4 separate regions of the Mus musculus genome follow, and all the other regions are linked to region 1. Evidence: chromatin loops called from intact Hi-C (ENCODE). Cell type or tissue: left cerebral cortex. All regions are shown on one strand.

The links. Peaks named below come from ENCODE experiments on the same cell type or tissue, not always from the same donor. Only the 100,000 strongest peaks of a DNase experiment are listed, where the experiment ranks them.
Region 2: it touches region 1 in a loop (2.4-fold over the local background); 14 of 42 quality-filtered maps call a loop at or near these places.
Region 3: it touches region 1 in a loop (8-fold over the local background); 26 of 42 quality-filtered maps call a loop at or near these places.
Region 4: a loop joins it to region 1, with 3 times the contacts of the local background. A loop is called at or near these places in 13 of 42 quality-filtered maps.

The regions. Positions count from the first base shown.
Region 1 is chr9:110,706,023-110,714,022 of GRCm38, forward strand. Ccdc12 (coiled-coil domain containing 12) reads left to right here. Exons shown (of 7, transcript NM_028312.3): 3 at 2,424-2,503; 4 at 3,872-3,933; 5 at 4,105-4,139; 6 at 5,064-5,140; 7 at 5,229-5,571. The coding sequence ends at 5,311. Among named protein-coding and RNA genes, the nearest start is that of Gm35775, 32 kb to the right of the region's middle. In left cerebral cortex, a CTCF peak has its summit at 3,876 (motif pointing left); DNase peaks (open chromatin) are centred at 3,890, 4,711 and 6,185; H3K4me3 peaks cover 575 bases; H3K27ac peaks cover 691 bases.
Region 2 is chr9:110,647,795-110,655,794 of GRCm38, forward strand. Nbeal2 (neurobeachin-like 2) reads right to left here and starts at 6,367. Exons shown (of 54, transcript NM_183276.2): 1 at 6,103-6,367. The coding sequence starts at 6,153. It also overlaps a transcript of Ccdc12 not described here. In left cerebral cortex, CTCF peaks have their summits at 4,776, 6,283 and 6,484; DNase peaks (open chromatin) are centred at 2,098, 4,727, 5,859, 6,396 and 1 more place; H3K4me3 peaks cover 2,502 bases; H3K27ac peaks cover 3,255 bases.
Region 3 is chr9:110,631,853-110,639,852 of GRCm38, forward strand. Nbeal2 (neurobeachin-like 2) reads right to left here. Exons shown (of 54, transcript NM_183276.2): 11 at 7,928-8,000; 12 at 7,442-7,540; 13 at 6,453-7,054; 14 at 6,240-6,372; 15 at 6,027-6,146; 16 at 5,512-5,833; 17 at 5,223-5,305; 18 at 5,039-5,131; 19 at 4,710-4,884; 20 at 4,443-4,576; 21 at 4,009-4,168; 22 at 3,762-3,864; 23 at 3,446-3,599; 24 at 3,194-3,352; 7 more. It overlaps Mir8107 (microRNA 8107), which reads right to left and starts at 4,263; the gene lies at 4,147-4,263. In left cerebral cortex, CTCF peaks have their summits at 3,561 (motif pointing right) and 3,775; DNase peaks (open chromatin) are centred at 251, 453, 2,213 and 3,571.
Region 4 is chr9:110,445,805-110,453,804 of GRCm38, forward strand. It overlaps Klhl18 (kelch-like 18), which reads right to left. Exons shown (of 10, transcript NM_177771.5): 3 at 4,916-5,056; 4 at 870-1,068. Among named protein-coding and RNA genes, the nearest start is that of Klhl18, 27 kb to the right of the region's middle. In left cerebral cortex, a CTCF peak has its summit at 3,218 (motif pointing right); a DNase peak (open chromatin) is centred at 3,264.

The DNA of each region.
Region 1 (8,000 bases):
AAGTGGAAAATTACTTCTTTTTTACTTTATATTTTGGGGAAACAGTCTTACTGTTAAGTTCAGGCTATCCTCAAATTTGCAATTCTCCTGCCTCAGCTTCTTAGTACTAGCTTCCACCACTACACCTGACTGTAAAGTCTGTTTTTGACAATTCTAGTACATGCTTGGTTTCCAGTGAGCCGTGGGTGTTACGTTGGAGCCCACCTGAAGTTCCGGATTGTTTCCTTCTCTCCATAGACCTTATTGCCCCTCTCGCCAACAGCTGGCCTAGGGGTTCCCTCCCTGGTCCTTCCTTTTGGGACTGACGGGGCGCCCAGTTACATCACACACACACACATACACCCGAGGGGTGATCCACCTGCCCTGGTGTTGTATAGGCTCTTTCTATCTCTGGTGAAGTGACGTGCAGGTTCACCCGTTGTTAAGATGGGGTCCCAGTGGGCAGCCCGGGGCTTTGCCAGGGCCTGCTCCTCCTTGATTCTGCTACATTTTTCTCTCTCCAGCCTGTGAGGGTGCAGGGGAGCCCAACTTTCCAGACACCATTAGCAAGAGACAGGTGCTCAGGGGACGTTCTTGTTCTTCGCTTATTACTTCTGTGTCGGCAGGCTTGGTTCTCCAAGGCCGGCCAGTGGATGTTTAAACTGTCTGTGCCTAATTTGTTGTTTGTGAAGAGGGAATTAAATCTTGGACCTGCTTAGAGAAGCCCCAAGCACAACTCCGTGCCCCTTTCCCTGAGACCCCTGCCCTTGGGCAGTGGGCCAGGGACACAGGGATTCAGGCTTTGGGGCCCCTTCATGCTGGTGGCCATCTGAGGACACGGAGCCGCAGGTGAAGCTTGCTGCTGCCTAGTCCCCTGTGATTACTCATGGACCCTGGATCTGGTGGTGGGGTTGGGATTTTTTTTTTTTACTCTCCTCACTAATCCCTGCCGTTTTCTTCCCACACCCAGTTTCTGTTCCTCTTTTCTCTCCACCCTGTGGTGAACTAAAGCCATGGTAGCAGATAGGCTCCACTTCTCACTGTGTGTCTAGTGACCTGTTGCTCACCCCAGGCCTAAGCAGGCATAGGGAACAGGGGCAGGAGACCCCTAGACATGTGCGATTGATTGGCATGTGGGTACCGGCACTCCCTGGGTTTAGCCTGGCCCCAGGGACCTTGGCAAGAGGGAAGACGTGGTGAGTTGGAATGTGAGCTGGGGCCACTAGTTAGTTGTGCAGCCACAGGCATCGTGCACCTCACCTGTGGAATGGCTTGCCCTGTCAGGGACTGGGGAAGCCACCAGCATGCTTAACCTCGCCTGGGCAGAGCTCTGACGTTTGGAAGGCTGACCTGAAAAACTAGGACTTTCTGAGGGGCCAGAATTTAACAGAGTGGGAAAGCCAGGTGTTTCTTCTGTGCCTCTGGCCTAGGGTCTGTCTACTGTCTATGCTTACCTTAATTAAGTCCAGTAGTCCCTCGGGAACTCTGACCTTGCTGCCCTGTGGGGTAACCAGGGTCCCCTCTTCCCAGGGATAAACCTCTTTGGATTTGATGAGCTGCTGAGCTGGGAGACTGCCTGAAGACAGTGGAATAGAGACCTGGGTTTGGGCTCATGTTGGGTAATTCTGGCCTCTGTGATTCCACACCCCCAGGTTTGAGGGTTTTCTAGTTGAATTCCGAAGACCTGTCAGGGTGTGAGCTCTGTAGATCTCAGCAGCCGGTGAGCGGATTGTGGCATATGGTTGTGCTTTGTCTCCATGTGGGCTACTCCCATCAGGTAATGAAACAGAGCATCAGCCTCTTGTCTCTCCTGTGTTTTGGTGGAATCCACTATAGCCTCAGATCCAGAAGCCACCTCCTGGAATCTTTTGTATGTTGTACAAAGGCCGCCCTGCACTGCAGTCTGTCTGTCTGTCTGTCTGTCTGTCTCTCTCTCTCTCTCTCTCTCTCTCTCACACACACACACACACACACACAATCTTCATGTCATTTAGTACACGCAGACCCTGTCCACTGAAAGCGATGGATGAGCTGTGTGACATACACTGGCTCCAAGACATGAAGGCTCTGAGGAGGTTTGGCTGGGTTTGGAGAGCTGGTATGGAGGAGTGACTCAACCCAGGAGCTCTGGCTCAGCCTTGCTCTCGGATGTACAATCTCTGCTTTGTGACCTCGTGAAAATGGCACATGCTCCTTTCCAAATGGAGACAACCCAGGAGATAACTAGTAAATGTCCTCAGTCACCCTGGCTCAGTATGTGTGTGCGCGTGCGCGTGTGTGAGTGTGCGCACTCGTTTGTGTGGTGGGGGATGCTTAAGTTCTGTGCTTCCCTTCACTTGGCCACCTCCAGACAAACAGGAGGAACCGTGGAACTTGCATGTGGCAGGCGCCCTCCCCTCCCACTCCTGCACTGAGGTGTACGCGCCTGTGTTCTGCTCTCACAGGGGACTCAGGCTCCGGAACTATGTCCCAGAGGATGAAGACCTGAAGAGGAGGCGGGTCCCCCAGGCCAAACCAGTGGCAGGTACATGAATCCTTTTCCCCCATGTCCTTCCCAGTCGCCCTCAGAGAAGAGCTACAGGGCCAGAGACAGGGCCTCCGAGGCATTCACACACCTTCTCAGGGACCATAAAAGGGCCAGGAGCACAGGAAGGAGGCCCTTGCACCTGCCATCCTGAAGGGGCCACAGGCCCTCAGGGCATGAGGAGCAGAAGTGACCTGAGGCACTTGGGCAGCAAGGCAAGGAAGGAGTCAGCAGCAACACAGAGGCCAGAGAGAGCCCTGCCCAGGCTTCCCCACTGCCTAGTCAAAGGGTGAGAGCCCCAGGATGAAGAGAGACCCTCCTGGTCCAGGAGCAGGGTCATCCATCCTCTGTTCTGAAGGATCTGGCTTTGTTTGGTTTTAAGGCAGGGTCTCACTGGAGCTCACTGTGTAGACCGGCCTGGCCTTGAGCTCACAGAGACCCACCTGCCACAGCCTCCCAAGTATTAGGATTAATGGCATGTGCTACCGTGCCTATCTAAAAATCTTAGGTTTTAATTTTTTTTTTTAAAGAATGTATTTATTTTATGTTAGTACATGTCACTGTCTTCAGACACACCATAAGAAGGCATCAGGTCACATTCCAGATGGTTTTGAGTCACCATGTGGTTGCTGGGAATTGAACTCAGGACCAACGGAAGAAGAGTCAGTGCTCTTAACCTCTGAGCCATCTCTCCAGCCCCAGTTTTTAATTTTGATACCAGCTTTTCTTTGTACAAGTAATGAATGAATAAATACCTTATCATAGTTCAGCAGTTGCCCAGTTGTTTCTTGCTAATCCTCTCCCCACCCTGTGGAGCAGCGGCAGGGTCGGGCAAGGACGTCCCACAGGCTGTAGGAGGGGGATGAGAAACTGGCCATTGTCCTATACAAGGAGGCCACCAGGACTCAAGTGTGGCAGAAGAAAGGAAGGTCACAGGGACACATCCCTCGTGACAGGTCTGAAGGCTGTCCACACTGTTGGTCCCCAGAAGGGGACACTCAGAGACCTAGGGTCATGGTGGAGGCGGGAGGTGCCTGTTGTAAGTCTGATGTGGGATGGAAGGAATGATAAGACACCCAGACTCCAGCCATGCCAGACCTGGAGGAGATTCCTAGGGCCTTCACTTTAATGCCACACTCCCCATATACACAGCCACCTCCCATTTCACATCTGGACACCTTGTCCACTCCAGCTATAGCCTGTTCTGTCCCTTTCTGGGCTCTGGGGTCTGCCTTCAACCTAGGAAACTAGACTTGTCTTCCAGAGTTACTGCTGAGTGGGGTCCCTGCTCCTCCCTGGGGCCCCTTAGGTTGTTCTCTCTGGAGTGGCAGCTTCCACATTGCAGGCCTGTGTTCTTTCGCCCTCTAGTGGAGGAGAAGGTGAAGGAGCAGCTGGAGGCAGCCAAGCCAGAGCCTGTCATTGAGGAAGTGGTGAGTCCCTGGGAGGCCCCTCCCTGCTGGGGCTGCTTCCTTCTCTGACTGTCTCTGTTCCCACCCTACTGCCTTCCTGGCCTGCCGACATTTTTCTGCCTCTGTGCCCTGGCTCTCCGCTCCCCCTGAGGCTGGGCCTTGGCCCTGATGAGTTGTCTCCTTTCTCCCTAGGACCTGGCCAACCTGGCACCCCGGAAACCTGATTGGTGAGTGTTGGGGGGTGGGGGTGATAGTGTTTGGTGCATGTCACAGGCCTCAGCTGGGAGGACAGCCAAGGGACAGGTAGGGACGAGCACTGCAAGCCCAGCTCTGCCCAAGAGAGTCAGGGCTAAGGGCTAAGTAAGGCATGGGTGATGGCTGAGAGTAAAGCGCTGAAGAGGGCCGAGGGATGAAAGAGCAGCCATCCTTTCAAGCCTCTTCTGTAGGGGTGAAAAGTCCCCTGCTCTGGGCCATCTGAGTAGTGTCCCCTTTGTGCTCGGGATACTACAGGGAAGAAAGCAGATGGACAGTCAGATAGGGCTTACGTCTCTGTTTTAACTGTAAAGTAGGGAACCCAATCTCTTCAAGCCCAGAAGCCTGGAAGCCCCTCTGAAAATGGGTGAGGGAAGGTGCTGTAGGCTGTAGGCATATCTCTCGGTGCCTTGTCCCAGAGGTCAGGGCTGTTTTCTGGTACCTGCAGATCTGTGGTTACAGATCTACCACAGTGCTTTAATTTGATGAAGCAGGCATGAGGTGTGTGCTGTAGGAACTGCAGCGCCAGAGAACTCGGGCCGAATTTAGGAATTCTGGAAGCCCCAGGAGTGGGGGTCGGAGGCTGTGGCAAGAGGTGGAATAGGGCTGGCAGTTGGCCACGGCAAGTTCCTCTCCGATGCCGACTTAGTGGGGACATAACAGGAGGATCCCAAGGAGCCAGCCACCATGTGTCTCAGTGTCCGCCTTGACTGGGTCTGTGGTACACATCCCCTTATCTCAGTGGAGCTGGGAAGAATGATGGGTCTTGGGGTCCAGAAGAGCAGAGCAGGCAGCATCTCAGGCAGCTGAGGATATAAATATCAAAGCACTGCAGGAGGATCTCAGGGCCACACCACGAAAGCCCTTAGCTTCTCAGTTTCCCCTCTTTCCTGTTCCAGGGATCTCAAGAGAGATGTGGCCAAGAAGCTAGAGAAGCTAGAAAAGCGGACCCAGAGAGCCATCGCGGAGCTGATCCGTAAGTGCCGGCTGCCCCGTGGGCTGGGTCCTGCCCTCAGGACAGTGGCTTCAGCACAGCCCTTTCCACTTGTTTGCTCTCCATCCAGGTGAGCGGCTAAAAGGCCAGGAGGACAGCCTGGCCTCTGCAGTGGATGCCACCACCGGACAAGAGGCTTGTGACTCTGACTGACATGTTGTCCGTGTCCCATCTGATCTGTTCAGCACACACATCCTGTGGGAAGATGGTCTCAGGCAGGGAGGGGGTTAGGCTGGCCAGTACTTCTGGGTCTTGAGAACTGAGCCAACCTACTGAGTCTCAGTTTCTGTTGGTGTGACCTGTTCATCGCCCAAGGGTGCCCACCACGCCGAGTGGCTCAAAGCTGGGATCTGTACATATGTATGCAAACTGAGCTTTTTTCAACTTCTGCAAATAAACCTCTATTTAGTAGAGGCCTGTTGTTTCATTTCCTAGTTGCTCTGGATTTGAACTCTTTGAATGCAGAGGTTATGCTCTGTGATCTTAACCCTGGGTTGGGCCAGCCTAGTTAAGCCTGGAGGGGAGTGGGTAGGGCCAAGGTTGACCTGCCTGGAGGGGTAGGCAGGGCCAAGGTTGACCTTCTGCTCCAGGTCTCTAGTCAGAGTCCGCAGTGGTCATCTCAGGACTCTTAGGCCACAGAGACAGAGACAGAGAGTGTCCTCTTAAGACCCCTCACAGGGCCTTGCAGTAGTTGGTAGGAATGAAGGAGAGACTCCTACATGGGTCCTCTGGACCCCTCCCAGTGTGAGAGTGAGGAGGGCAGGCTCTGAGGAATTTCACATAAAACCATCCATCGCAGGTTAGAGGCAACCACATTGCTCCCCCCCACCCCCCATTCTGCCCTGCTACCGGTAATGCATCTCTTTTCCTCCCTCAGTCAGAGCTATGGGTCCCCTCTCTCAGTCAGGCTGTGGTGTACTGGGGTTCAGCTGTGATCTTGGAGCCTGGGCTTATGACATCCTGGCTGAGCTGTGAGCCTCTGAGCTGATTCTCCAGATGACAGCGTGGCAGCCTTAAGACTAATCTAGGCATAGCCATCTGGAGCTTCCCCTCCAGGAAGATTACACCTGCGGTTCTGCCAGGAGCCAGCCCCAGTGGATCTTCTTTTTTGCTCTGGTTCTTCTTGAGGCAGCGGAGAGGGTAAGGCTTGGTCTTACGAGATATTTAGGGTTGCTGTATAAAAACAAAACGTTTAGCCATGTAAGTCTAAGTTACTTTGCTACTGTAGCTGACCTGCCTGAGTCCCTTTGAGGCCAGAAACTGCAGTCTCTGACATTTAGCATCTTACCCTAAAACAGCAGGAGATTGAGCTAGAGAGATGGCTCAGTGGTTAAGAGCACTGACTGCTCTTCCAGAAGTCCTGAGTTCGATTTCCAGCAACCACATGGTGGCTCACAACCATCTGTAATATGATTCGATGCCCTCTTCTGATGTGTCTGAAGACAGCTACAGTGTACTCATCACATAAAATAAATAAATAGATCTTAAAAAAAAATTTAAAACCAGCAGGAGATTAAGTAAAGGATTAACTGCTAGATAGAGCCTTTGCCCTTTTGTCCTTGCTTGTCAGGCGGGGAGAGGTTTGGAGCAGTAAACATCTATTGAGCCAGGAGAAGAACATCATGCTAGCAGGAGGAAAAACTTTTACATAAGCAAATAAGCACAAACTCACATAAATCCATATACAGATTCACGCATGTACATTTATACATCTCCATTCAAACCAGTTGGGCCCAACTTAAACCCAAGTCTGTAAGAAGAAAGCTTTGTTCTCTTTTATAAACCTGCTTTGCTATTAAGAAAAGACCTGTTCTGTCCCATGGTCAGGAGAAGCCTGCCTGTTCCTTCTGCTCTCTCTACAGCTTCTTTTTTTCTCTTCCCCTTAGCATTCTGCATACTGCTCTCTTTGTATTTTAAGTTGCCTTATAGTTTCTCAGTTATTCTGCTCTGCACTCTCCTTCTAATCCTGCTCTCTCCTCCTGCTCTGATGTCACAGTAATGCCCTTACTCTCAGTGCCACTACTCCCAATGCTATGCCTTTACTTCTGAGTTCTTCTTGAGTTCAGCGCTGTCTAAAAAACTCTCCTCAGTTCACTTCTGGTTCCTCTCTGTATCCTCAGCACTGACACATCTTTCAGAAGACACGATCACATGGTCAAAAGTTCACCACAAGTTTACACATAAATTCAAATCATAAATAAGTTTACAACAGAGAATGTTTACATGCCTATCCATTAGGAGTAATTATCTGGCTAAATATTCATCACCTGTCACAGCTCCACAGGTTCATGGAGAGTTGAAGACAATAAGTTACTAGTGAAGTTTTATATAGATAAATCCAGTCAATATTTTTATCTTCTGTCCTAGCACCTATAATAAATCATAATTCCCTTTTTATGATCTTTGGTTGATGGTTTTACAACCTCTTGGAATGTGCTCTAAGTTGCAGAATGTCTGCTTACTATCTCAGAAGCAATTCACTCGTGACACTAAAGACTGGCAGAGTTCTCAATGCAGTTTTGATTATCAGAGAGACCCTAATAGCCATCCCACTATAAAAGCTTGATAAATACTGATATAATTTTAGGAATTCTTACAGGATCATCATTAAGAATTAAGAAATCATCTATTTGTTCATTGTTCTGCAGAGATCTATTTAAAAGTGTGGGCTAATAGCTAGTGATTGTTTTACACACACTAACACACACACACACACACACACACACACACACACACAGGAAAAGCATATTAATAGCAGGAATCTTTCCTAAAATGATTTTCTCCTGGGCCTTGCCTACAGGAGCTCCGTCGTAGATTTTAATCCAAGGTGGAACCATCTCAG
Region 2 (8,000 bases), 58 kb before region 1:
TGAGGGAGTCAGATCCCGGATCTGTGTTTCTCAGAATCTGGGCACCTTGGTCTTCCAGTTGATGGGGAAGAAAACTGCTAGGAAGGCTTGGAAGGGGAAACAAAGAAACAAACCACATACAGACATGTGGGTGCTGGGAATTGAACCTGGGTCCTCTGGAAGAACAGCCAGTGCTCCTAAGCGCTGAGCTATCTCTCCAGTCCCCTATGACTCCAGCTTTCTATCCCTTAGCCTGTCTAGTCTTGTAAACTCTCCAAATTGGGGTGAGTCAGGTTCAGGGCTAGGCCAATCAAGGCGGGCTTCATGAACTCTGAAGGGGCATGAAGGAATCTCAAAAGCACAGAAGTGATAGGAGTAGCTGCCTGTCCATGTCTTCTGGGCCTCACTCTTTCTCCCTAGGAGGCCTCAGGCCAGCTCTGACCTGAACACCATTGCTTGAAGCTATAGTGCTAAATATCAGAGTCTCTAGAGAAGCAGGGATCAGAAGGCAGGGCAGGGCAGTGAGCAGGAGCAAGATGGTTGGTGGTGCTGCTTGTAACAGGGTCCAGAGCCTACAAGTTGTGTCTGTGGGGGGCTTGAGATCTGTATCTTTCTCAGAGCCTCTGCCTTATTGGCTTCTTCCAGACCTTTCCAGCTCTGAAGGGGACTCGAAGGACAGACGAGGAACAACCACACAAGCCAAGCCCACCCAAGAGTCCTTCAGCCCAGGAGGAAGTACTTGGACCTTGCTACAGGGGAGAAAATAGAAGGATGGATGCTGGTCATTGCCCTAACCCGTCCCCAACCAGCCCCAAATATACTCTAAGAATATTGGGAGAGAAAGCTCCCCTCCCAAGGGTTAGTGAGGCACAGATAGTTCCTGCTTGGTCATGCAACTGCCATTCTCTTAGAACTCAGAGGTAACTGAGGTGGGCTGAGGGCAAGTCTATTTGGCACTGGTTGGGAGAAAGCTTTCCACCTGAGGGACAGGGGCCGCTAAGCTATATGAAGCTATGTGAAGAAGCTCACGCCCAGTACAGAAAGCTTCAAGTGGCCATCACCATCACCACGCAATCACCATCACCACCGCGCAATCAGTCAGTCACCACTCTGGCACAGGCTCCGCCTTCAGAGCAAATCAACGACCCCCTCCGACATTTGAGGCCCTGTGTATGTGCTGGCCCTCATCTCCAGTCCAAGGGCGTGGCTTGCGCTGTTCCCATCCCACAAGGCTGCACACACTTTTATTTTCCATGTTTCCTCTTCAGAAATGCCCTCAGTCAGGACCAGAACCTTTGGAAGACACAACCCATTGCTGCACAGGTAGGGATTATTAATTACTAGTGGAATTGGTGGCTGAGGGTTATGAGTTTTGGAACTCAGGCCCTGTTTAAACACTGGGTAGCTTGTTAACCTAACATAAAACTCTCTGAGCCTTGGCTATCTCCTTTTGTGGAGGCTGGTGGGGTCTTACTACGTAGACCAAGCTGACTTCAAAATCACCGAGAGATCTGCCTGCCCCTGCCTCACAAGTACAAGGTTTAAATGAGTGCACCGCCAAGCCCAGCTTGGTGGCATCCATATCACCTGCCCAAGGGTAGGATGACAGGGAGCTGCAGGCCAGGGGCTCTGGTCAGCCCAGCTCCAGTCTGTCCCGGCATTTTAGGACAACCTTCCCATCCTTGTCTATGCTCAGGGCAGAGTTGAGGCCTCCAGGGCAATCCCAACTTGCTGCCTTAGGCAGGGAAGAGCTCCAAGCAGTAGGGAGAGTGCTCACAGCTCAATATGGACAATGCCTTTCAGTCAGAGGTCCCTCCTCCTCCTCCAGGTCTGGACTGGAGGAAGAACTGGAGTCAGATAGCTCTGAACTACATAGCCTCCCAAGCCTAAATTCTCTCCAGGAGGAGAGAGGGCAATGTCAGGCCATGGGTGGCTTCTAGCTACACTGTAAGGACTGTAGGCCATGGGATGGAGCCGGAACATTCAACCTGCCCATGGAGCAAGAAGCAACTGAGCAGAGTGGTGTAAGTGCCTGGGTGTCCAGGACAGCCTCTGCCCCTTACCTGAAGGACAAAGAGGACCTAAAGGCCCCATAACACATAACACATAACATATAACATAAGGTCCTTAGCCTTTTTGCCTTGTCCTATCACTATGGAAACAGAGTTCCCTGCCATGGTCTCCATAGTAACTGACCCTGTTTCCATGGGGATCACACATTTCCCATCACCTCCTCAGTTGTCATAACAACCCCAAGGATACCAGCCTTCCCCCCCCCCCCAACTCCAGGCTCTATGCTAATTTTTTTGTCATTAAAGTTCCCTCCTCCTTCAATTACCTTAGCAACAAAAGCAGGAAGAAAGAAATTCCAATTGCCCCTCAGGTGTGAAAGGGACCAAGAGCTGGGTACTTTTGCCTATTTAAGAAAGTAGAGCCACGCAGTGGTAGTGTACACCTTTAACCCCAGCACTTGGGAGTTGGATCTCTTAATTCAAGGCCAGCCTGGTCTACTGTGAGTTCTACAGCAGCCAGGGCTACACAGAGAAACCCTGTCTCAAGAAACCAACCAACCAAACCAACAAAAAACAAAACAACAACCAAAAATAAACGAGAGACGTAGGAATCTGACTAAGCCGGTAAAGCCCCCTGCACAAGTGTGAGTTTAGGTTCCCCAGCACCACAAGAGCCAGGGCACGCATCCATCACCTCAGCTCTGAGAGGCAGGGGCAGGACGCCACCACAGGCAGAGCCCTTAAGCTCATTGGCCAGTCTAGCTTAACCAATACACTGGGGACTTGGTGAGATGGCTTAGCAGGTAAGGGCACTGTCACCAAGGCTGACAACCTGAGTTCAATTCTTGAGAATGACACAGTGATCAGAAAGCAGAGACAGGCAGATCTCTGAGTTCAAGTCCAACCTGGCCTACATAATCAGTTCCAGATCATCAAGGGCTACATAGGAAAACCCTGTCTAACTAGATAATTAGTAAGGTGGAGGGACTAGAGGTGGCCCAGTGGTTAGGGGCATTGTATGGTCTTCCTGAAGCCTTGGGTTCTATTATCAGCACCTACACGGTGACTCAAAACTGACTGTAATTCCACTTCCAGGACATCTAATGGGTCTAGAGGAGCAGAGAGGCCTGGTAAGTTTCCATGAGACAGGAGAGATAGCACTGGTCAAGGATAAAAGAAGAGAGAAAGGTGAGCAAAACTAAAGAGCTTCTACTCTGACCTAACTTCTGAGTCCTTCATTACTGGCATACTTGGAGAATTCAGCTCAGTTTCCCTGTCCTGCCAGGCTCTTTGTGATCCTCAGCTCCCCCATCAGTGTGTGTGTGTGTGCACGTGCGTGCACTGCTCCAGCCTGCAGAGGGGCTGCTCATTTACAGGCTATTTTGCATTAACCTTCCCAAGTGCCAGCATGCCAGGTGCTGTCCCCATCTCCTGGTCCTCTTGAGCTTCTCCTGTTTCTTCCTTGAGGACTCTGGTAGGTGTGTTCTACCCATTCACCATGGCAGCTCTGTCCTGCTCCCTACTTCAGACAACTTGATGCTGCTTCTCTTCCTCCTCTTTCAGACAGGGTCTCACTTTGTAGACCAAGTTGTTCTGGAACTCATAAGAGATCTGACTGCTTCTGCCTTCAAGTGGTGGGATTAAAGGTGAAGAGGGGGGTGTCAGAATGAGAAAGAGAGAGGGGGGAGAGGGACAGACAGAGAGGAAGAAAGGGGGAGAGGGAGAGAGAGGAAGAGGGAGAGAGAAAGACATGCCATGTTCGCTGAAAGCTTGCTTCTTCTATTTCCTATTGCTATGTGCTCATTCCTGTTGTTCCTGGCCTCCAGCCCTCAAAATCCCAACTCTGCCTGCTGTGGGATAACTTCCTTGATTGGTCACTACCCTGGTCATCTTCTCATCCAGTCATTCAGCTAACACCCAGGGAAGGGAACACTTACTAAATGCTAAGTTCTGGGAAGCAAGGGCAGTGAAGGTTAAAAACGCTCCAAGAGGAACAACAGGTGGTGTTCCAGGTAGAGGGCCACCTGAGGCTTCCTGACCACAAGACCAAGGCTTGGGTGGCTAAAGGAACTCTCCTGGTGACTTTGCCTTGGTTTCCCCAAGAGGACCCTGAGGCACACCAACTGATTTATCTTCAGGGACACTCTGATACTGTCCCCTCCCTCTCACTCCTCTCAGAGCCCACCAAGAGGGCAGGACTCATGTGAGGAGGGAAGGCAGATCTAAATCTAGGGTCTTTTGGGGGAAAGAAGGGCAGGAACTAGGGTGCTTCCCCCTCTGTCCTCACCCAGACCCACAACTGGGGAAACAGGTTTGCCAGCAGATGGTAGCTTCTGCCGCTGAAGGGAGGGGCCACCTGCGCTGCTGGCTGGTTGGCTGTGGACTGACAAAAAAGGGTCTCTTTTTTCTTTTTGAGACAAGTCTCAAAAGACTGTTGCCCAGATTGGCCTCAGACATTTGGCAATCCTCCTGCCTCAACCTCTCTCATGCTGGCATTACAGGCATGTGCCATCATGCTGGGGCGAAGGGTCTCGCAACACCTGTCAGATCCGCCCTTGCCTTACACACCCCGTGACACACACGGCGGGTCCCTAGCAGCACTATCTTTCCTTGGGAACCCAGCACCGAGAAGTGGGACGGTGTTTTTGGAGCAGGCAGGAAGGCTGCACTGGGTGGCTGCCTGGCTTCCTCTCCCCAGGCAGCCCGGCCCCACCCGACTCCTGAGTTTGCTCTCACATCCTGGATTTATTTGTTGGCTTGGTCCCAGGCTGCCCCCTGCCTGTCTAGGCTTCCACTTCTACAACCAGCCAGCTTGAGCTCCATACCTAAGCCTTCTGGGAGGCGGTGGGAGCACAGCAGACAGAAGTGGCCAACAGCTCAAAACCAAACAGCCCAGCCACTATGAAAGGGTACAGTCCCAGGAAGCTGGACCAGAACATCTCCAGCAGCCTACCACCCAGCCTGAAAACCCAGCGGTGACATCTCTGCAGATTCATCACCTGGTTTAAGTTCTCTTCACATGGTGATCTCCCTTGAAGATGGAGATACAGGGGCTGAATGGAGGAGAGGCAGGCTTTTCTGACCTACACCAGCCATAGTGGCTCCCTCTCTACAAAGTCCAGGTGGCCTGAGGGTAAAACTGCGTTGATTCTACAGCCGGGAAGTAAAGGCTTAAAGGTGCAATGAGCTCGGACTTGGTTACCCTAAGTGGGACTCTACTACATGCCACCGGCCCAAGAAGACCAAAGAAGCTGTGGCCCTTCAGACTTAGACAAACCATCAGGCAGCCTCTTCAGAGGGCCAGGGTAGAGCATGAACTCTCCCCATATCCCTGCTCTCCCAGTGACAAGCTGTTCATGGACACACAATGGACCATTGTGTCCAGGGCACACCTGAGCTAGGCACCTAGTGCCAAGCAGGTGCAAGGAGGGAGGCATAACCCCGGGATCACTCCCTGCTTCCAGTGCAAAAGGGAAAGTGAGGCTTCTAGAGTTTGAGTCAGAGGCATCACAGCCCCTTCGCTCCCCTTCTGATACCAGCGGAGTCAGCCTGAAACGAGGGTCCCTTTCAGCCATCCCTCCTGACCTCACCATCCTCCCTGGCCCATTGCAGAATGGAGGTAGGCTAAAGTTGCTTCAAGTACAGTAAGAGCTCATCACTAAGAACTCTGAAGGAGTCTGAAGTGACGAACGTCTGATGTACTTGTCAGAAGCGGCACCTGCCGGATCCCCCAGCCTACATGACATTCTAGCCACCATGACCACCTATCGCGAATGCGCCTCTCAGGCGAAGCAACCAACCAGCAAACTGAGTCCCTCTCTTTCCAGGTCTCAGTTTACCCAGTTGTGAAAAGGGTGAGAACTGACTGGCCAGGGCAACTGAGGCTGCGCGGTCTCGCTGAGGACTTGCAATACAGCGCTCACCGGCGAACACTGTCCCCTGGCACAAATGCCCGAGGTAGCCCGGCAGCCAGGGGCACGCACGTGTGCGCGGAGCTGAAGTCCCGCGTGCGCGCGCCGATCTGCGGCCCCGGGGGAGCCGGACGCAGGTGCAGCAGACACTGCGTGCGCGGATCTGGGGACCCCGCGGACCAGGGGCGAGACGGGCTCACCTGCGCGTAGTAGAGCAGCCACAACTCGTAGAGCCGCTCCGAGGCGGCCATGGCCTGACCGGGCTCTGGCCCTGCTGCGCGCCACCTGTCGCCGCCTCCTCCGCGCCGCCCGCCGGTTGCCCCGGGCCAGGCCCATGGGCGGGAGGGCGTCACTCCGGGGCGGAGCGGCGCTACACTGCTGGGGGAAGTCCGCGGCTCCTGACCCTGTCGCACTTAGCCACCAAAGTCTACACGCCCCTCCTCCTCCTCCCGGCCGGCCACCGCCTGGCTTCCTACACTTGGTTGTCTGTGGCAGCGGCCACCGCCCCGCCTCTCCTAGGACTGTCCAAAGGGCGGGGAAGTCAGGCTGGAGGAGGAGCCTGGGGTCAGGGCGGCCCGGGAGGTCGCATGGAGCTCCGCCTCTCGCAGGCGGAGTCCATTCAGAGCCACTGGCAGGATTATTTCCATCCTCCCCAGTGAGGGGCCCGTAAAGGCTTTAACCCGAGTACAGAACCTATCGGGCTTGGAATTATCGCTGTTCAATGAAAGGACTGTGGTTCGCGTGGAGATGACTAGGGTCCTTCAACAATACTAATAATAACCTCGCCCATGACGAACACTTGTGGCACTAACTACGTGCAAGGTTCTGTTTTAAGAGCTTTATGGAAGACAAGTGCTACCTTTTAGTTTCGCCTAGTGTTGAGCTGGATGGAAGGAATCATCAGTCGACTGCAGGACAAACCTACCTGCAGAGGAGCGGCGTCCTTACCAAGTTTAGGATACATACAGTAGCCCACTCCCTCTAGGAATCCTGCCCAGGTGCTCCATTGCTGGGAGCCCCTCCTCCCAGGGCCCGGCACTTGTCAGTCATTTTTTGTTCCTTTGGCCTGAAGGAGGTGGGTGCCTCATGCCGGCTTTAATGAATGAAGAAACTGAGGCTCAGACAAGCCAAATGAGAATTGCAGGGACAGCAGGAACAAGGGATCTAGGCCTGGCTGAGTCATTTCTGGGCCACTGTCACCAACACCCTGTCTGTCCTTTCCTTGTGACTGGACTGTGAAGTGAGGGAGCCCCTGGTGTTGGGTGGGAACCAGCTTCTTTGTTAGGGGTAGGGGAAAGTTTGCTAGGTCCAGATGGCTCCTATTGGTCCTAGGGATCGATCAGTATGAAGCGCCCTATGCATCTTAGTATGAGCTTACCTTTCCTGAGCACAGATACCCTCTATGCCAGGGGCTGGCAGCCACCCCGTCTCCTACTGTAAGGGAAGGTCCCAGACAGAACCAGGTTAACCCAGGATAACACCGAGCTTAGGAAACGGTGACATTTGAAGGGAGCTGTTAGGGAAGATCATTCTCCTTTGGGCCAGCTTTATAACAGAAGCCCCAGACAGGGAGCCACGTTGCTCATGGGCTTGCCATCTCCTGGAAGAGGAGGAGGAGAAGAAAAGAAGCAAACGCATCTGTGACCATCTGCCGCAGTCAAACTCCTTCTTCTCCTTTTGTTTTGTGAGACAAGATTTCTCCATGTAGTCCTGACTATCCTGGAATTCGCTTTGGAAACCAGGCTGGACTCCAACTCAGAAATCCATCCACCTGCCTCTGCCTCTCAAGTGCCGGGATTAAAGTCGTGCGCCACCACGCCCGGCTCCGTCAACCTCTTTTTATACTGGGAGGAGAGAGTAATTCAGTGGCACTTATTCGGCCCTGGTTGCTGTTTGCTCTTTTTTTTGTTGTTGTTTGTTTGTTTTTCGAGACAGGGTTTCCCTGTATAGCCCTGGCTATCCTGGAACTCACTTTGTAGACCAGGCTGGCCTCGAACTCAGAAATCTGCCTGCCTCTGCCTCCCAAGTGCCAGGATTAAAGGCGTGCGCCACCACGCCCGGCTGCTATTTGCTTTTAAGCAGGTAAGGTAGCCTGACT
Region 3 (8,000 bases), 74 kb before region 1:
GGCACCTGCTTGTCGATGAAGTGGCGCCATTCGGCTGTGGCACAAAAAGCCTGGAAGTCCTCAAAGAAGGTGGGGCTTCCATTGGTGGGTGGTAAGGAGGGCAGCCCCCACTGCAGTCCCAGGGGCCCATATGCACGGTCCAGCAGCGTGCGGACCAGTGGCACCAACCACGAACAGCGCTCAGAGGCTGCCACGGCTGTAGACGCATGCTCAGTCTCGGAAGACGAGGTGGTCAGCGCCCGACTGAGCGCTGCCTCCAGCTTGGAGAGCACGTAGCACGCCTCCTCCCGGCGGGTCGGCACTGCGGTCTGCAGCAGTGTGTGCAGCTTCACATAGGCCTGGGCATGCAGCTGTAGGTGCAAGGCAATGAGGATGGTACCAATTGCTGGACCCCCACCAGCTAGACCTCCACCTCTGCTGCCCTCCTGCATGCTTGCCTGTGGGTCTTCCAATAGGATGTATCCAAGCACAAGACGTAAGCCGATCTGCGCCATCTCCCGGAGATCTGCTGTGCTATTGGCGAGATGTGGCCAGGCTCCCAGGCGATCAAGCAGGTTGCACACACCTTCAAAGAGCTGCCACACAGAACATATTTCCAGCATGTTGCCATAACAAGGACAGGGATTTTGGGGGAGAAAACTAGGTAAAGTTTGTGCTGGAGGCTAAGTAAGGTTTGAGTCAAGGTCACTCACTGTAAGGTATACCCAGCCCAACTCCAACGCTGCCATCCATTGAATGCTTGGCCTGACTAAACAGGCTGATAGATACCAACGCTGATGTATCCAAGACTGCCCTGTGTACCCTCCCATCTCCTAGACTAGACACCCTCAGGTTATAAGGACGCAGAATGTGTGTGGCTTCCACCCCTCCGAATAATCGTACCTTCTCACTCCACAGCTCCTGGTTACCGTGGCCCTCAGCACACAGGAAATCCTGCAGTAAACGGAGCAGCCACAGTGCCTGCTGGGAAAGGTTGGCCAGGCCTCCTGGGGGAGCCTCCTTGATGTCGGTCAGGGCTGACTCTAACATCATCTCTAGGAGGCTGGCCAAGAGAGGGACTCAGTACCGACCTTGCAATTTCCTGGCTCCCAGAGACCCATCGCCTCCTGACGCAGACCTCTTACCTGCGCTTGATGCAGTCTGGTGGTCGCACAAGTGTGGCAGAGGCCCCCAGCTGGGTAAGCACGGAGAAGACCTGGCCACGTTCCCGCCAGGCGGCCTCCGCACTGCCCTCCACGCCCCGCCACGTCACTGAGAATAGCACGTTGGTGAGTAAGTTGCACAGCTCCTCTTCAGGGGTTTGCTGTGGGGACAGGAAGGTGGTGTGGGCTGCGGGCTGTGGGGGAGGGGAATCTCTGCTCAGCACCCCCTGTCTACCCACAGGCAGGAATGAAGAGAGGCAGCATTCGGCAAACAGCCAGACTGGCACCAAGGCCTTAGGAAAATGGCCTAAGGGTTTCAGCCACTTTCTGAACTCCAGGGGAAAACCTGGGGTTCTGTTGGACTTCAGAGAGGAGATATTCACAAAGGCCTTACTCTAAGTCTTCAAGGCTGCCTAGGAATCCTCAAAGAGAAGTGGGGCTGGAGAAGTGGTTCAGCAGCTAAGAGCACTGCCTCTTCCTCTAGAGAAGACAGTCTATCCTATCTGTAGGCCCTACAAAGCCTGGGCCCTATGTGGCTGCTGCTCTCCTCTCCCGGGCTTAACACAACTGCGTGACAGTACCAGCTCTGGTATTAGACCGCATCTTTGGAAAGACCACACTGCCAACTCTCCATTCCTGAGGTGTCCTCTCCAGACACAGTGCAATGTCAGAAGGTGGCCACCTCACCTGGGGGTTGCTCGTGTTCGAGGTATCATCCCCACTGATGTTGGGTTCTAGCAGGCTGCCATCTTCCAGCACATTGGAGAGACTGGAGCTGTGGCGGCCTTGGGCAGTTGGGAAGGGCCGTGGCCCATCCAGCGGGGAGGGTGTGCCAGGCTGGCTGGCCGGAGTAACAGTCCCATTGCTGCTGCCGCCACCAGCGGTATTGCCCGAGCCAATGCTGGCCCGTTCCAAACCCAGGTCAAAGGGTGTACTGAACGGGGAGAGGGCCTGGTAGAAAGCATCCTGGTCAGGGCAAGGGGACTCTGAAGGCAGGAAGACGTCAGAAGAGTCAGCGGGCAACTCAGTGGGCGGCGGAGATAGGGCCAGCTCTGAAGAGATCGGCAGCTCTGGGAGGAAGCGTGGGGGACTACTGTCTGTGGCAGCCTCGAGGACATACAGCCGCGTCAGCACATCCTGCCAGCCAGCTTGTCGGGCCAGCAGCCGAACGACGTCTGGCTGTCCGTAGATGAGGTAAAAGAGCTGCCAAACCAGGGGACAACAAATAAGAGGTCATCTGACTGCTTCCCTAGATCCCCATCCCAAGGTCTTAACAGCAGGGACCTACAAAGGTGCCCCACCCCAGAAAGGCAAAAGGAGCTCCAGGGAGCAGAAGCCACCCTTTTATCTCCCACACGTTTTCTCTTACCTGACGGCAGATGTCTAGGCGGACACTGAGGTCAGCCTGGAGGGACAGCTGTACAACAGCCAACAAATCTGAGAGATTCAGGCAGTCTGGAGATACAACCTGAGGGACTGACACAGTAGAGGGGACTACCTCAATCCTGTCCCCATGTGAACACTCCCTCTTCCCACCAGCCCTATCCTGACAGATGCTACTGCTCCCTCTACTGCACCTGTCCTTTGTGTGTGTGTGTGTGTGTGTGTGTGTGTTTTATTTTTCTGTGTCGGGGATTAAATCCAAGGCCTTGTGCATGCTGGGCAGGCATTCTGATCTCCTCCGTCTGATCTGCCTCTTGGTCCCAGCCAGGTCATACCTGTCCCTACAAACAGCTTATAAAGGCCCTGGCAGAGCTGGGGAGAGATGCTCTCTTCCGACAAGCTAGCAACAAGACCCTGGAGACCACAGTCGTGCAGCCGTATCCTCTGGCGGTTCCGCTCGGGTAACCGCTCATTCTGCTGCAGTCTTCGCAAGATCTGTGTGAGGGAGACCAAGGGGCTGTCATCACAGAGGACTTAACATAGGAGGGGCCACTGCACGGGTGTGTGGCTCCAGAAGAGGCCTGTGAAAGTGGCTTTAAAGTTTCCTTAGCTTCTAGCCGGCGGCCTCAGTAAATGGGATTAAAAGGTCAGGAGGGGGCTGGGCATACCTTGCAGACCCTGTCGGTCAAAAGGGGCGTTGACTTTGGCCGCACCAGCAGTGCGAGCAGCACCTCAAGGTTCCCCAGCTCCAGCAGGAAGGCGGCCAAGGGGTCTTGCACTGGAGAACCCTGAAGCAGGGTTAGCAACAGCTCCAGGGTGCCCACCACCTGAGGATACATGGAATGTCACCCTAGGATGGGTTCCCCAGCTGGCCTAGACACCTCTCACCCAAGCCTCACCCTCCCCAACCTCCAGCCTACCTGGCCATCGTCACCGGTAGCTGCCAAAAAGTTCAATACAACCTGCATGTCTTCCACCGAGAAGTTCCTAACCAAGAACTCACGCACCAGACCCAAAAGGGAAGTCTGTACTGTACGCAGGTCGTCTGCCGCTAGGGGGCGCTCGCGCTGCGGGCTGGCAGGTCCGACAAGCATAGCCAGCGAGTAGGAGAGGTAAAATCGGGGTGGGGTGGGATGGGGAAACAGGCAGGTAAGCTGGGGCAGAACGTCATCCTGTCCCCAAACCAATCTCTGCTGAGCCGGACCTCCAACATCCGCCAGGGCCCGCCAGCCTAACCTGTAGTGCGTGCGCAGAGCATCGAGGAGGAACTGAACTCCGTACTTCTTCCGAAGTTTCTGTCTGTGCTCACGGACCATGCTAGACATGTACTGGATGTGACCTGGGTGGACATCAGCAGAAAGCTTCTTCACGCCCTCCAGGGCAGGGCTCTGCCCTCTATGTCCTCTCAGATTATAGAGGGAGGCTGTGGCTTCTCGCCCTGCCTGCCCTGTACCCAGGCCTCTTTCCCAAGCCCCTCACCTACCCAGGCGCACAGCGAAGTCACTGAGGGTCCAGAGGTGAAAGTTGAAGAGCAGGTGCTGATAGAGCAGGTAGAGGAGGGGCCCACCGCCATCAGCAGCCGCCTGCTCCATCAGCAGCTGGGCAGACATGAGCACATTCATATCCATGGCCGAACTGGGGACCTGAGGGAAACAGAGGGCTGAGATGTCAGGTTCTGTCTGCCTGCTGTCCCAGCCACTAGTTTCCAGTTTTCCCAGCGGCAGGCATGAAGAATCATCCCTGCTCACAGCTTTTCAGGGCCGCTGCCATCTCTGAAATACAACCTCCAGGCAGGCAGGGCTACGGCCCAACTTCTTCTGCTGCCATCACCTGAGCCACCTTCCTGCCTGTTCACTTAGGCCCCACCGTCCAGAAGGCCTCCCCTGTCTCTCTCTCCAACCGCGCACCATGCCTCACCTTGCGCAGGAGAGCCCCTATGATGGCAGGACCCTGGCACTGCACCAGGCTCTCCTGATTCACGGTGTGGTTCTGCAGGAAGTTCCGAAGCATCAGGAGAAAGGCAGCCACTGCGTTCCTCTCCATCCGGTCCTCTGCGGCCACCAGGAAGAGGGCAGAGGTTGGTCAAGGGTGTGCCAGAAGCCACTACCTCAAGCACAATCCCAAGCACCATACCAAGACTTTCTCCCCACCCCCACCCCGAGTCCAGGAGTGAAGGTCACTCACCTGAGGACTTGCCCAGGGGGAGAAGCAGGCCCTGAGTGTTGCGGCCTGAGGTCAGCTCAGGTCCTACGAGGTCGTGTGTTTCACACGGGCCGGCCTCGGCCTCCTGGGGCTGCACAGCCACTCGCTCCAGCAAGGGCAGCAGAACACCCATGCCCCCTACGCAGTTCACCACATCCTGGGACAGGGGGCCAGTGGTGAATGAGAGGACAGTTCCCAACCAGCGTCTCGCCTTAAGCCTGGACTCTCTCGAACTGGTCTCCCAAACCCTGCCAGGGCCCAGCACTGCTCCCGACACTCCCTGTGTACACTATACACATAGATGCACGTACCTTCACGTCCCATGTCTCCACCCTATGTCCTGTCAGACGGCCATCCAGCCCATGGCCAGGGGACAGGTCCAGACAGATATTGTTCTTACAGGCCTGGATCAAATGGAGAAGGGAGAGACAAATTGAAAGTGGGAGCCAGAGGACAGAGCCAGGAGGCACTGACGGTTCCCTAACCCATAAGTACCTGCGGTGAATAATGGAGGAGCAACTTGGTGCCAAACTCATGTAGTTCACCCTCAGGCTTGAAGGGTGCTGGCTCATTGGGCCCTGGAGAGAAAAGGCCAAACCTTTAGACCTTAGGTCTTCTGGCCAAACCCTCTCCATAGCTTGCCTCCTCCCCTGCCTGCCCAGAGGACAGGTTCCCAGGGGTGCCATCTTCCCTGGGTACCCCTGAGCACTTAGCAAATCTGATGCCCTGGAATCAGGACAATGGGGTAGAGGCAGGGGGATGACCGACAACAGATGCTACATACCCAGGCTACACAGGACCCTTAGGGCAGATGGTTGCAGGGCTTCATGGAAGATGGCTACAGCCCCCAGCTCACCCTCCAGAGATGTGGGGCTTCCCCACCGAGTGTCCTGGGTGCCTGCGAGGGTAGAGCTGACGCTGCCCTCCTGCAGAGGGGTCCCCAGTCCAGGCCCCCAGCCCAGGCCTGTGGAGGCTGGGACTGACTGGGAGCGGGTGAGGGAAGGGTGAGTGTGAGCCAAGGCTGTGGAGACTGATGACGCGGGAAGCCCTGTGGTGGTTGTCGTTGTGCGGTGCCCAGCAGAACCAATACAGCAGGAGGAGAAAGGCTGCAGGGTCAGGATTGGGAGAGCAGTCAGGTCCCGCCCAGCAAAGCCTGGGATTCCACCTATATCCAGCTCATGATGACTCCCCAAACTATGTACTTCAGAGCAGTACAGGCTAAAGATACACAGGGTTCCAGGTCACACTGGTCCAAGCCCCTCCAACTGACCCATGGCCTCCCAAACCTGCCTGGCATACCTCACTGAGGGAGGGAAAGCGAAAAGGTACTGTCTTGACCAGATGGCCATCTTTGAAGACATTGACCAGGTTCTGACTGAAGGGTCGGCGCCCGGGCACATGCACAATGGCCACGCAGTGCTAGAAGGGAAGGAAGCTACAGTGGCTCAAGCCATGTTTGACTCTCCATGCTCTCACCCCACCCTGGGCCACATGAGAAGGACGGGAACTCACCCAGGCAGAATCCGCGAAGGACACTTCGGGCAAGTTCACGGTCACGTACTCCTTCCGTGTGCACACGGCCACCACCAGGGTGCCAGCTGCCGTGAAGAAGGCTTCGAACCCTGAGCCACTGCTGGTGAAGAAGCTGGGGGCAAGCAAGCTGGTTATGCCCGTTCCCTCCTGCTCACTCTGGCCGTGGATCCCTAGCCCTTGGCGGTTACCCACCTGTACAGTTGTTTCCGCTGGAGGGGCCGGCTGGGAGCTGAGGTAGGAACCGCCTCTGACGATTGTAGACACAGCCAGGCATGGAAGGTAAAGCCGGCTCCTGGCCACCGCTGCACGGGCGGCACCATGATGCCAGCCATGCTGGGCGTGAGGTCAAAGTAGCGCAGGGCACGTGCAGGACCCCGGTGCCGGGCCATGCCCGACAGTGCCCGGATGACGGCGCCTGCATGGCGAGCCTTCTGAGATTCATTTCCACTTGACTCTGAGTCCAGCCCCGGTGGGGGGCGCAGCAGGCGACGCAGCTCCAAGGGCCGTAGTGACACTCGACCCAGAGCTTGCAGCAAGGCTAACAGCTGCTCCTGGCAGCGGGCTCCCAGGGCTGTCCCCGTGTTAAGTGTCTCTAACAGGTAGCCCACCAGGCCTGCTTGCACACAGGTGGTGCGACTGGCAGGGCAGCTGTCACAGAGCCACCAGAGGCGTTGTGCCAGGAAGAGGCGCAGCTCAGCTGTGGGCAGTGCTGGTAGCCACTGCATCAGCACCAGCACTGGCTGCTCGTTGCGGATTGGTGGAGGTGGGTGCATGCTGTGGTCACCCTCCACAGCCTGTAGGTGGAAAGAATGTGACAATCCCGGTCACTGGTGGCCCCTTGCCAGCTATGACACTTCCTGTTGTGCACAGTATGGGAAAGCAACACATGCCACCCCATCTTGGTGCCTTGCCAAAGGTGGACGATCGGGATCAGTAAACCAAGTGATCGGCCCTACTAATTTCCATGCTTTTGGCTTGTAGCCTAGTATGGCCAAGCTGTCAACTGTATGTTCCTGGGATAGTCCTCCAGGCCTATAGTGTAGAGGGCTCATCTCAGGGTACTGACATGTACGGGTAAGCCACAGCACACATTGCACTGGCCACAGTTAACAGTCCTCCAGGGTAGGGAACTGGCTCGGGTCAGCTGTCTTTGGGACCCAGGCCCCAAGCCCGGTCCTCACCATGTTGAGCAATTCCTGCAACAGCCTGTGGGTAGGGGGTCCGTGGCTCTGCAGGACCTCCTGCAGGTGCTGGTAGCCAATGCGCTCCTTGAACACCTCCTGAAAAGTAGTGTGGAAGCAAGCAAAGCTATGGGTGCTGTGGGCAACTTGCACTCCCTTCGGCTGCGGAACACCTTCGCTAGTTCTGCCTTAGGTCACAGTGCAGAAAGAACAAGGACAACAGAGGATGCAGTGGCCTGTATCCATCTCAGAAGGCTACAGATGGTGGTCAGCTCACAAGTGTCCTTTCTCTACATGGCCGGGACCCAGGACACCCAACTCCCAGAATACACTGATGACCACACCCACCAAGCCTATCGAACCACACCCCAGCGACAATGGCCCTCACATGCTCTCCAGGGAACAAGAGTGACAGGCCAGTTTTGGAAACATGAGGACAATGACCTCCACCTCTGACTCCTATCACAGAAAGTGAAGCATCCTCACCTTGGCCGAAGGGGAGCCACTCATGATGCAGGTCAGCACTCTGACCACGTGCACTGCGATGGCATCGGTGTCC
Region 4 (8,000 bases), 260 kb before region 1:
AGATGGACAGGAGGAAGACGGACAGGAGAAAGGAATGGACAGGAGGAAGGATGGATGGAAGGAAGGATGGACAGGAGGAAGGATGGATGGAAGGAAGGATGGATGGAAGGAAGGAGGGACAGGAGGAAAGACGGGCAGGAGGAAGAAGGACAGGAGGAAGGATGGGAAGGAGGAAGATGGGAAGGAGGAAGGACTGGCAGAGGAAGGGAGGGGAGGAGGAAAAAGGAAGGAGGAAGAGGGCGGAAAGGAGGAAGGATGGACAGGAGGAAGATGGACAGGAGGAAGATGGACAGGAGGAAGATGGACAGGAGGAAGGATGGATGGAAGGAAGGATGGACAGGAGGAAGGATGAGCGGAAGGAAGGATGGATAGAAGGAAGGATGGACAGGAGGAAGGATGGACAGGAGGAAGGATGGGCAGGAGGAAGGATGGATGAAAGGAAGGATGGATGGAAGGAAGGATGGACAGGAGGAAGGATGGGCAGGAGGAATGATGGATGGAAGGAAGGATGGACAGGAGGAAGGATGGGCAGGAGGAAGATGGACAGGAGGAAGGATGGACAGGAGGAAGATGGACAGGAGAAAGGATGGACAGGAGGAAGGATGGATGGAAGGAAGGATGGACAGGAGGAAGGATGGATGGAAGGAAGGATGGATGGAAGGAAGGATGGACAGGAGGAAAGATGGGCAGGAGGAAGATGGGCAGGAGGAAGATGGACAGGAGGAAGGATGGACAGGAGGAAGATGGACAGGAGGAAGGATGGGCAGGAGGAAGGATGGACAGGAGGAAGATGGACAGGAGGAAGGATGGGCGGAAGGGAGGAAGGAGTGTGTGCTCTGCCTGTGCAGACTGTGGCTGCGCTCACTGACCTGCTCCTCTGACTTCACATTCAGCTCATCCCGGGACACCAGCTCAAGCACGTCTTCCAAGGGCAGGGCCAGGAACTCTTCGGACAGAGACACCTCTACAAAGTGCTGGTGGATGAAGCTGTTGGCTGCATCGTACAACACAGCACACATCATCGTCTCGGCAAACTGGCGCACACCCAGGCAATTTTTGGGGTGAAGCCTTTGGCATGAGATGCAAAAAGAAGGATCAAAGGAAGGAATAGTGCTATCTTCAGTCATTTTCTAAATGGTTTTGAGTACAGCCATGGGACAAAAGCTAAATTTTGTTCCCAGCATTGTTAGAAACTCCCTATGGTGTGAGGTACCATTTTCCATGACCCATCTTCATAAGGTATCGGCTTAGATGGGCTAGCCTTAAGTCTTTGTTTCCTGGGGCATGCGTGGCCTTGTCATGTCAAAGTGGAATGGACTGTCAGGAAGTCCTATGACCTAACTGTCACATGAGAAGACAGCGAGAACACACTGGGATGCCTTGTCACCAAGCCAGATGCTGCGCTTTCTGAGTATCCAGGGCACGAGTCCACCTCTTAGGCACTAGGAAGGCACCAAAGGCATGGAAGAGTCACCTTTATTCAGGGACCATTACACATTTTTTTAGGCAGAGGGAGGCTCCATGATCTAAGAGTTCAAAACCCTAGGAACAACAGCAGAACTCCATGCAAGCTGGCCCATGTCCTTCATGTCTCTCTTCTCTGCCTCCAGTCCCACAGTGGGCATGCTGGGATGTCCAATGTGTACCACTACATGGGGCTTTGTAGTGGGTTCTAGACTCAGTTCTTAGCAGCAGCAGAAACAAGAGGGACCCTGCCTCAACGATATGAAATGAGATTCCATACACCCCTGAAAGCTGTTCTCTGACCTCCATTCATTTGTGTGGCATGCATGCCCCTCTCCAAATAAATAAGTAACATCAACAAGCACACACCAGAAGATAAAATTAAAAGTAAAATTTAAAAGTAGCATTTTCAGACCAGTGAGATAGTAGATGAAGGAGCCTGTTGCAAAGCCTGACAAGAACCTCAGCTCAATCCCTGGGACCCACACAGTGGCTATCCTCTGATCTCCAGATGTACAACATAGCACGTGTGCACTCATGTAAACACACACATGCATGCACGGACACGAAACACACAGGCACACACACACACACACACACAGACACACACATGCATGGAACAAACAAAATGAATGTAGGCAAAAGCACTCAGCACAGTGCCTGGCATGAAGCTGGATGCTATTAAAGTTCCTATTATATTTGCTTTCTTACTCTCAAACAAACCGAGCAGGATTCTGCAGTCTTTGTGACAGAGTAGACTCTGAGGGATCCAATTACCCAGCTTTCCTGTTCCCCTCTAGAGTCTTGGTTGCCCTGGAACTCTCTATGTGGTCTAAGAAGTGGCCTCAAACTTGAGGCATGCTTTTGCTTCAGCCTCACGAGTGCTTCGATGACAGTCACAAGTGACAACATCTGGCTCCTCAGTGGGTTCTCTGAGGCCAAGGAAACAAAATCCCCGTGGAGCAGCCGAGACTAGACAGCAAGGAGCAGGGGGCTGAGCTGAGGAGAAGTGTCGCTTAAGAGACGTTAAGCTGGTGTAAGGCAATGAGGATAGCTGAGCTCCCACAGCGGGTGCCTCACTTGGGGCCCATCCACCCAACCGCACACACCGGGAGCTGAATGGAGCCCACAGATGATGGGGCAAGGGTGAGCTCGCGCCTTCTGCTCCCCTCCCCACTCTCTCCAAAGGTTAGGACCGCTGCATGTACTTTGGTCAGCTTGATATAACATGGAGCACTGGTCGTGCCTTCCTGAGTGAGCTGTGCTACTCCACCCCACAGGAAGGAGTACGGGAAGGCAACCTGCGAGGCCGCAGATGGGAATGGCAGAGAGTGGCCTCACAGGCGAGACACCCACTCAGGATAGAGGTAGGAAGGAAGCAGAGACCTGTGTCTTTCACTAGCTCCTTCCACAGCCGTCCGCTTCACTGACAGCTCAGTTTTGCACGTAAGGAGACTGTCAGGGTATCGTGCTGCGCTATTGCAGACCTATCTAAAACAGAAAAGGAACTGCTGGGCTTTGTTGTTGTTTGAGTGAGGGTCTATGTAGCCTGGAGGGAAACAGGAGAGCTGGGGAATTGGATCCCTCAGAATCTACTACATATGTACCTAGAGGTGATATGTAGACCAAGTTGGCCTCATCCAGCCCCACCTGCTCCTGGATGCTGGGACTAAGGATGTGTGCCACCTTGTCCAGCGGCTCAGCATCTAGAAGAGAAAATGCCTTATGACAGATAACGTCTGGTGTTGCAGCGATAACCTCAAAAGCCCCTAGGTGGCACTGTTGTCCTCTGATGAAAGTGTAAAGAATAGCAACTGGCAGCACCCATTGCATCTGCAAGTCATTATCCGTTTGTGTGTGTGTGTGTGTGTGTGTGTGTGTGTGTGTGCGCGTGCGCGAGTGTGTGTGTGTGCTTGTATCCCTCCAGCCTCCTCTAGAGAGTGTCCTAAGGCAGGGACAAGGCTGGTCCTGGAGCTGCAAGGTTTCCACCTGCAACACATGGCCTCAAGGTGAAACCATTTGCCCTGCAGCTAGCTGAGGTGCACCTCTACATTTGAGGCATCACTGCCACAGTTGTGTGTCAGTGTGCACATGACAGTGCTCAGTGATGCCCACGGGCATCAAATAGGTAGGATGTGGAGACCCTCCAGGGGCCACACACACTCTCAGTGGGCAGGACTGGTGGAGTGGGGTGGGAAGGGGAGGTCAGCTCTGAGAGGATGATGTTCTTGAGCACAGGGCTCAGGTGGAAGGCACGTTGATCATCAGGCTAAGCATGGAGACTGGACTTGGAAGAACATCAAATGCACACGGGAGCTCTTCTGCTTCTTCCATGCCTGTGTATGGCCCAGCCTAAAGCTCACCTCCAAATCTCTGGTGATTAAATGGCCTTTAGCTTATGACAGAGCACTGTCCCCTGAAGGGAAGGAAGAGCTTATCTGATCAGCTAAAAGATCACAGAAGAACCCAGGAAACCCCTTGCCAGGAAGCAGAAACAGTAGGAGTATAATCCGCGGTCATCACCCTAAACGACCTCACAACGACGGCCTCCAGTGGACAGACATAAAGGTGGGATCTGATTGAGCTGCGTATAAAAAGGGACTCATGTGGGTTAAGGATCTAAACAAACATGGAGATGGCTATGGAACAGTTCGAATAAATAAATAAACAAATAAATAAAAAAAGCAAACAGTGCCAAATAAATCAATGTTAGTTTGTTGAGAAGTTAGCTAAGTTATGAGCAATGCTAAATGGATACAACAGACTGTATTTAAATGTGCACACACACACACACACACAAAATGATAAAAGAAAAAGAAGTCATTATTTAAGAGGGTCTTGGGGAGCACAGAGGAGAGGGAGCCGGGGAGCACAGAGGAGAGGGAGCCGGGGAGCACAGAGGAGAGGGAGCTGGGGAGCACAGAGGAGAGGGAGCCGGGGAGCACAGAGGAGAGGGAGCCGGGGAGCACAGAGGAGAGGGAGCCGGGGAGCACAGAGGAGAGGGAGCCGGGGAGCACAGAGGAGAGGGAGCCGGGGAGCACAGAGGAGAGGGAGCCGGGGAGCACAGAGGAGAGGGAGCTGGGGAGCACAGAGGAGAGGGAGCTGGGGAGCACAGAGGAGAGGGATGGATGGAAATGATGTAAATACAGAACACATTAGAAATTCTCAAAAAAATAAATTTAAAACTAACAACAAAAAAGGGGGGATAAATTAGCTAAATGAACTGCTGGTCAGATTGAAAAGGGATGGTCACAAAGAGTCTATGCCATGCCACAACAGTGTATGTAAATGGCCAAACAGTTGGGTCCTGCACAGTGCTGATCCCAAGAAATGCCATCTTTACAGAGTAACTCCCAGCTCGTTGTTCAAAACACTGCAGACACACCATTAACTCAGCAAGGTGGCAGGGGTTTCAGGACAGAGCACGGCACCCACCACCTGCTTCGCTCACCTTTCTCGGAGGAACGTGCAGCAAGCATCTTTGATGCTCTGCAGCTGCAGGAAGCTTGCCCCCATCAGCAGGGACTGCACATTCTGCTGGTCGATAGCAAGGTTGCCATTATAAGCAAAGTTGATGAGAGCCTCCAGGGCACTAGAAGGAAGAGGAGAAGCACGAGAAGCTCTTCAGAGATGAGTCTTGGCCCACCGGTCACTCCGTCCTAACTGAACTGACATGACAATCTACGGTGGTCTGAATAAGAATGGCCCCAAAGGCTCAGCTATTTGAGTGCTTGGTCATCAGGGAGTGGCACTACTTGAGAGGGACTAGGAGGTGTGGCCTTGTTGGAGTAAGTGTGTCAATATCGATGGGCTTTGGGGTTTCAAACACTCAAGCCAGTCCCAGTGTCTCTCTCTTCCTGCTGCCTACATGTTCCTGTCATGATGATAATGGACTAAACCATTGATAAGCCTCAGTTAAATATTTTCTTGTATAAGAGTTGTTGTAGCCATGGTGTCTCTTCACAGCTGTAGAACACTAAGAAACTACCTGAAGAATACATGAGCCATGTTCAAAAATAGTGCTTACTGTACAATCATGAGGACCCATGTAGCAAGGAGAGTCCTACAAATGCCTGCAGTCTTGGCTCCTAGGAATCTGATACCCTATTCTGACATCCCTGGGTGTCTGTCGTAGGCACACTCACCTGCACACCCACATGTGTGCATATACTCACACAGTCACACACATAACAAATAAACAAACAAATCCTTTCTGGAAATTTGTTTAGCTGAGTTGAATGCGGCAGCACATCCTGTGAGTTTGAGGCAGGAGGATCTCAGGTTCAAGGTCCAGCCTAGACTACATAAGGCAACATCTCAAACACACAACAAAATCTACCTTATTGAGACTATTTTAAATGGAATAACTATTTCATCACAGTCAAAGATTCATCCTAGTCAGGAGTGGTGGTGCACACCTTTAACCCCAGCTCTCAGGAGTCAGAGGCAAGCCAGTCTGGTTTACACAGTGAGAACCTGTCTCAAAACAAACAACTGAATAACTGTCCACATATATTTCTTCAGAGTCCTCATAAAGAAACAATCATTTCCAATCTCTCTATTGAAAAAGTTAACGGTGGCTGTCTTTCTAGTTTAGCTTCTCTGTCCATCTGTACATGTGATCTATGTGGACAAAGTCATCAAGAGTTTCACTAATCCCTCTCATTCTGCTATACTAGTTAGTGTCACAGTCACTGTTTTGGGGTGATTGATGTATAATGATACTAAAATATGTTCTAAATTTATTGCCTTTATTATCAGGCACCATAATTATTGCCATTATAAATTACTGGCATTATAGGGGCTGGAAAGATGGCTCAGGGGGTAAGAGCACTGACTGCTCTTCCAAAGGTTCTGAGTTCAAATCCCAGCAACCACATGGTGGCTCACAACCACCCATAATGAGATCTGATGCCTTCTTCTGGTGCGTCTGAAGACAGCTACAGTGTACTTACATATAATAATAAATAAATCTTTGTGCCAGAGCGAGCAGGGACTGAGCGAGTGGAGTTGACCAGAGTGAGCAGAGGTCCTAAATTCAATTCCCAACAACCACATGAAGGCTCACAACCATCTGTACAGCTACAGTGTATTCATATACATAGAATAAATAAATAAATCTTTTTAAAAAACAATAAAAAATTATTGCCATTATAAATTTTTAAATTAGGGAGTAAATGTTTAGGAAATTAAAAAAATGTTAGGGAGAGATTTCTTTTTTTTTTTAATTAAATTATTTTTTACACTCCATATTGTGTTTCTGACCTTATATGTGCTCCCATAGAGAATGAAATAGAAATCCCAGCCGTGTAGCTCTGGCCTCTCCATCTCTCTGGCCTCTTCTATCCTGGCCGACCTCACTGTATCCAGCACTCTAAGCCCACTCTCACCTCCCCCCGGGCTGCTCCCTCTGTCTGGAGGACTGTTCCTGCAGAAAACTCACTTCTCATTTCCTGGCCACCCCTTCACTCTCTGCTAACTTTTACTTTTACTTCTCCTTCCTCCCCCACTTCCCCCCCCCTTGTTCTGTTTGTTTTTAAGACAGGATCTCTTCTTTTAGCCTTGACTATCCTGGAACTCACTCTGTAGACCAGGCTGACCTCAAACTCACAGAGATCCACCTGCCTCTGTCTCCCAAGTGCTGGGACTAAAGGTGTGTGCCATCTTCTTCCAGATTCTTTAAAAAAAAAAAAAAAGTCATGTAGCACAGGCTGGCCTTAAACTCACTGTGTAGCCAGCGATGACTTCTGAACTCCTTACCTTCCTGCCTCCACCTCTTCAGTGCTAGGATTACAGCTGTGTGCCACCATACTCTTTTCATGCCTTGCTGGGGATCGAACCCGGGGCTCTGTGTATGCTAGACAAGCACTCTACCAACTGAGCTATACGCCCCATCCTGCTTTGCTCTCCTCACATTACTTTTACTCCCAGCTACATATCACTGTTTCTGTCCTGAGGTGTCTACATGGACGCTGTTCAGTGAGGCACTTGAGTACCTGGGTCATTTACACAGCTCCTCCAGACACAGTCTGACACTGGAAGGATAAGCCAATCCATTCCCTTCAATGTTCTGATCCATCAAATGACTATTAAGTCTGTCACACTCTAGATAGATGCTGTTCCTTAGAATACAGTAGCTATTATCCACATACATTATTTAAGATTAAATTGAAATGAATTAAAGTTAAATAAAATTTTTAAATTAGACCTTCTGACTCAGAGTCCCGTTTCAAGTGCTCAGTAGCCACACTGTAGTGGTGCCTACCTACAAACCCACGTGGGAGCCTGAGATGAGATGACTGCCACTTGAGGCCAGCCAATAACAAGGCTATTACAAAACCTTATACAGAAGGCTTAATGGATAATACAGTTCTAGACTGATGAAGAAAAATGTATCACAATGTTCACTGGAAAAGCCCAGAAATGTAGACAGTAATAAATATATTTACTACACTGGTACACAACCCTAGTTAAAAAAATATCTTGGCCAGGCAGTGGTGGCGCACATCTTTAATCCCAGCACTCCAGAGACAGAG